Regions from separate parts of the Mus musculus genome. Here region 1 is linked to region 2. The links are chromatin loops, found by intact Hi-C in ENCODE. Cell type or tissue: heart. All regions are shown on one strand. Links, peaks and the distances in the headings refer to the core of each region. The heading gives the core; the rest is flanking DNA.

Region 1 (2,805 bases), core at 229-2,728, 75 kb after region 2:
GTGTCACACACCTTTAATCCCAGCACTCAGGAGGCAGAGGCAGGCGGATTTCTGAGTTCGAGGCCAGCCTGGTCTACAAAGTGAGTTCCAGGACAGCCAGGGTTACACAGAGAAACCCTGCCTCGAAAAACCAAAATAAAGAAGGCCTGGACCCAGATCCGACCTGTAGCTCACTCCACCCTCAGCCCTGCTCTCATGGAAAAGAGGTGGGGCTCTGTGCTTTAAAGTGGGCCAGAGAAGGGCTTTGGAAGGACCCTGCCCTTCTCTGGTGTCTCCGTCCTCAGTCCATGACAGGCAGAAGCAGGACAGTTCCCCGGGCTCCTGTTCCAGAAAAGTGACCTAGTGGGCAGTGCCTCTGTTCTCCGTGCCTCCTCCCAGAGGCGACCGCATCCATGCCTGCTGCACAGTGCCTCCACGTGGACCGTGTTCTCATTCTCCCCAGCTGAGCAGAGAGGACCAGGTCACTGTGTGCTCCTCCCATCTCTGCCAAGTGCACATGCTTGTCACTTTCCCTGCAATCCTGGGACACTGGACATCCTGAGTCTGGATGGAGAGATTCTCAAGATGAGCTCTGAGCCAGGAGCCCCTAGGCCTGTGCTTAGATGGGCCCTCTCCATTTCCCAGGAGCCTGTTTCCCCGGTTCTAGCAGGTGCTATTAGCCCATAGGACAGTTCCAAATCACAGAGCCGCTGGCTATGGGGCTCTGAGTGCTTTGGAGACAGTGGAAATATCAGCTCCTGCATGAGCCAGTACTGAAATGGCAGAAGACAGAGTCCTCAGCTTTGGTGGGGCACAGTCAGGTCCAGGACTCTTGAAAGAATGAACCTAGGGTGGGGTGGAGTCAAAGCCACAAAGTGTGGGGATAATTGGAGACAGAGATCGCTGGGTACCGTACTTAGCATCTGCTATCTGCCTGCTGCTTGTCACTTCCATGGACTCTCAGATCCTGAACTTTGGTTGTCTGCCACAGTGGGTGACACATCACACTTTGTAAGGGCCTATTTTGTGTGGAGAGTGGAGTGGGACAAGGGGATTGGCCTAGGGGACAGGCTGGGGTCTAGTAGTTCTGGGAAGCAGCAGTCAGTGCTGACTCTGACAGGAAGACGCCAAGGCTTATCTGGACCATGGTTACAGAATCAGAATGTGAAGTAGCAGGAAAGATTGGAACCCAAGTCCTGCTGCTCCCCTACCTCATTTGAGCCTTCTGCTCAGCTGAGGGAAGAGGGGAACTTCCTGAAGTCTTGAAGGTAGGACCTTGAGCCAAACCTGCCACCACTTACCCTGATGGTGGCTTCTCCAGGCACAGCTCTAGGATGAGTGTCCTGTGTGTTGTATCCTATGTATGGGGCAGTTCCTGATCCAAAGCTCAGGCAAGCTCAAGTCTTGACTTGACTCTGGGGTTTCTCGATGAGGCCTCTCCCTGTTGGGAAGTCACAGTCCCACAGGCGCTGCTCTGAGAAGACAAACACCTCACAGGAAATGTCAATTCAAGACGGCCTGCAGCCCAGTTATACTCGCCCCCAGCTCTGGATACCAATCTGTTGGGTGCTAGCTCCCCCTGGTGGCCTGAGAAGCAGATGCTTATTTTTCTCCAACCTGTCCCTGCCTCCATCCCCAGTGGAATGAGCAGTTCAGCCCTGGCTCATCTACCCTGGGGAGTGTCCTGTATGCCTAACAGGCTTGGTGATCGGGGAAACATCTGTGACTAGCACAGAGCAGACCCTGCCCTGTGTAACACCTGCCACAGTGGTACACAGATGAGGGACTCTGGGGCAGGTCAGCGGAGCACATGGATGCTATAGAGGGACAGAGCTGAGTGCTAGACCAGGGGTCAGGTCAGGACTGGCCCTGTCAGAGAGGTACCTGGAGTGGAGCTCACTGTAGGGTCTCATTTGGATGGAGACTAAAGGGTATGGGGAGGATAATGTGCATAGAATCTGGTGGGGGAAGAGGAAGGAAAATTAAGATCCGTGTAGATGAGGGGTGTGTGGAGGTCGGGCAGATGAGGCCCAATGGGGCAGATCCCGGAAAGGACTCAGACCTTTATGATGAGAAGGGGAGCGTCTCTGTGGGACCCTAAGAGGAAACGTGACAGTGGCTCGATGTGCCGTCACAGGGTCCCTCCATGTGCTACTGAGTTGGTAGAGTGGGGACAAAGGTAGACAGGGGAGAGGAGGTCGGTCTGCGCTCAAAGAGGATGGGAAAGGACAGCAGGCAGGTTTGGTTTTAAATGTTACTAGGGCCAGTTGTGATGGCGCACGCCTTTAATCCCAGCACTTGGGAGGCAGAGGCAGGTGGATTTCTGAGTTTGAGACCAGCCTGGTCTACAGAGTGAGTTCCAGGACAGCCAGGGCTACACAGAGAAACCCTGTCTCGAAGACAAAAAACAAACAAACAAATGTAGGAAGGGAAGCTGGCTCAGTTGGTAAAGCACTTGCCTTGCAAGCACAAGAACCTGTGTTCAATACCCATCACTCGAGTAAAAGCCAGAGTCTGGTGCTCTACAACTATCATTCCAGCCTGGAAAGCCGGTCTTAGTCGGGCATGGTGGCGCACGCCTTTAATCCCAGCACTCAGGAGGCAGAGGCAGGTGGATTTCTGAGTTCCAGGCCAGCCTGGTTTACAGAGTGAGTTCTAGGACGGCCAAGGCTACACAGAGAAACCCTGTCTGGAAAAAAAAATGTGACTGGGAGAAGCTGGTATGATAGTCAGGGAACCATCAGTACAGCTACGGGGAGATGCCACGCAGGAGTCCAGTAAGGTGCCTTTCGGAGGTCTGCAGTGGGTCTACTGCTGTCCTACGTG
Region 2 (2,805 bases), core at 253-2,752:
TCTCTTCCTTCTCAGCAGAGCCAGCTCTGAAGCTCTCTTGTGAGTAGTCACAGCTGCTTTGATGAATATGGTTATAGCTGTTATGCTCAGGGGACAGCTTTCCACAACAGAGCCTGAGAAATCATCCTATGCCCACCCCAAAGAAGGCAAGCTCCAGGGTACATAGGACCCTGTCCTGATGCACTATGGTGACCTCGAACAGCCTTAGGGCAGGGCAGGAACTCCAGAGCCCTGTGGTAGCAGAGGGTGTGCAGAAGAGGAGAGGGTGGGGAGGACAGTGCCCATGTGTCAGCCTGGGCTGTCCCTGGGGGTGGGCACGGGGGTGGTTCTGTTCTCTTGGTGTCTCTGTGTTTTCCCCGATGGCAGGGATTGCTTTTGTAATAGCAGGCAAAAACCATACACGAGCCTCTATTCAACAAAAGCACTGTTCTCATAGGAACCAGGAAGACAGCACCCCCCCCCCTCCCATGCAAAGTACATTCAAGGAGAAGAAAATAAAAGCCACAGAGATGGTTAGATTAGAATAACGCATCTGTACTGCCCCTACATAGCTCACCCCCTCCATGAAAGTCTGGTGTGAAAAGGCTAGAATTGTGTTCTATGGGGCTGCTGGGCTGCTGTGTGTGTGTGAGTGTGTGTGTGTGTGTGTCTGTGTGTGTGTGTCTGTGTGTGTGTGTGTGTCCGTGTGTGTGTCTGTGTCTGTGTGTCCATGTGTCCTAAGTGTGATGATGTCTGTGAGTGACTGAGTGTAGGAGGTTGGGGCGGGGGAGGGGGGAATAAACAGTTGGCCTTTCCAGAAGCTGAATTGTCCCAAATTGTCCTCTGTCATGCTAAGTGGCAGAAAGGGAACAGGCTTTGGATGGGGTGGAACAGCGTTGGAGTACCAGCTGCACCAAACCTGTCACGACCCTTCCCCAAGCTGCTCCCTGGTATAGAAGGGAGAGCACAGAATCTAAATTTCAGGATACGGTTCTTAAAATGAAAGAAACCCCACTAGTGCATAGTAGGTGTGCAACCAGTGAGGTCTCTTCCACCTCACCCCCCCCCCCATGCATCTGAGCATTACCTTGAACTTTGACATCTTCAGATGTAATCCGACCCTTGTGAATAGGAGGGAGGACTAATGTCATTCTGAGAGGCCAAGGTCTGCAGTCCCTGGTCCACAAGTCACCATTTAGCCCTGTTCTCCAAGGACGCTGGAAGTCAAACCCCTGATAGGGCCCTGGAAAGAGCCATTTGGTGGAGCGTGGAGACCCCTAGTGGCCATATCAGGGACTGCATGTCTCATTGAAACTTTCCACCCTGGGTCTTCCCTTCAAAGCCCTACAAACGTGTCCTGGAAACATCGGTGATACTTTGCACACTGACAGAAAAATGGTTATCAGTCTTAAGAATCCATTTTCAGATGCAGTAGAGACAAGGCCATCTTATTTCTGCTTCTTATCCTTGCAAATATCCATATAGAAAAGGGGCTTGGAATGATACACTTACAGGCCTGTAGGAGTGACACGCTCCAGGTCACCTATGGAATGAGCGGGAACCTGAATATTCATGTGGTTATTCAAAGACCTATCTTGACTGATAAACTGAGTCTGAAGTCATATTCCCTTCCTCCTCGGCAGGCATGATAGAAACACCAGATTCGTGGTTACAGGAGCCCGTGCTTGTGGTGTGCCAGCCACTGGAGCCCTTTGTGAATGGCCTCTCATCCCATTCCCCAGACAGCAGAGACTCTGAGCTTAATGAGCCGCCAATGTTCCAGAAGCATAGGTGTTTGAAACTCCTATAGAGTGCAGAGTGGAGATTTGAACCTAGGACCACTGAGCTCCAGCGTCCAAGAACTTGTGTATGGATCAATATGCCTGCCTAACAGGGACTCACAAAGCAAAACTCCTCCTGTCTCTGGGCTGCAGGGGCCTCCTTGGTCAAGCCAGATGCTCTGCTTTTTCATTGTTTGGCCACTGTGTTTCAGAGAGGACCCTGTGGGTGCTCATTCCTAGCCTCAGCTGGACTTCAGACATAATGGGTTCGCTGTGTCTGAGCCCATCCCAGAACTGAAACTTTCAAAAGACTTCTCAGGTTGTTCTAACGAGGATCGGAGCCCAGAACAAACCCACATGCTACAGTGTTCTGCGGGCTGAAGTCTGTAGAGCTGGGAAGAGTGGTGTATGCCTGCAGTCCCACTCCTCGAGGGGGAGTCAGAGGCAGGAAGGTTTGGAGTTCAAGACCAGCCTTGCCTCAATGAGAACCTGTCTCAAAAACTACCTTTTCAAAGCCTGCATAGCCCCCAGCTGCTTCGTAGATGAAGTCCACACCTCTAGCGTGTGTAACTAGATGCAGCTCAGCAGAACTCTAAGGTTTTCAAAGCATCAGTAACAGATGGACAAACGTTTTCTTCTTCTCCGTCTGCCCACTAACCAATGCTCCTCATCACTCTCCCCAAGCCCTGGGCGACTCAGATATGTGTCCTGTACCTAGGGATTTGTGGAATCATAAAAGATGTGGCTTTTTTTTTCCTGAGACAGGGTTTCTCTGTATAGCCCTGGCTGTCTTGAAACTCACTCTGTAGACCAGGCTGGTCTCGAACTCAGAAATCTGCCTGCCTCTGCTTCCGAAGTGCTGGGATTAAAGGCGTGCGCCACCACTGCCCGGGAAGATGTAGCTTAACCTCAGACAGCTCAGTACTGCCTGCAAGTCCAGCTTCAAGGGGGTCACACACCCTCTTCTGGATTCCTTGGGTGCCAGCACAGTGCCATATACTCAGACAGAAAACACACACACACACACACACTCAGAAAAACCATT

Evidence for each region. Peaks named below come from ENCODE experiments on the same cell type or tissue, not always from the same donor. Only the 100,000 strongest peaks of a DNase experiment are listed, where the experiment ranks them.
Region 1: a loop joins it to region 2, with 3 times the contacts of the local background. A loop is called at or near these places in 3 of 42 quality-filtered maps.

The regions. Positions count from the first base shown.
Region 1 is chr19:10,257,337-10,260,141 of GRCm38, reverse strand. All of the region lies in intron 9 of Dagla (diacylglycerol lipase, alpha), which reads left to right. Among named protein-coding and RNA genes, the nearest start is that of Myrf, 18 kb to the right of the region's middle. In heart, for the core only: a CTCF peak has its summit at 1,561 (motif pointing left); a DNase peak (open chromatin) is centred at 1,601; H3K27ac peaks cover 251 bases; H3K27me3 peaks cover 869 bases.
Region 2 is chr19:10,332,170-10,334,974 of GRCm38, reverse strand. No RefSeq gene overlaps it. Among named protein-coding and RNA genes, the nearest start is that of Dagla, 29 kb to the right of the region's middle. In heart, for the core only: a CTCF peak has its summit at 1,274 (motif pointing left); a DNase peak (open chromatin) is centred at 1,224; H3K27me3 peaks cover 1,803 bases.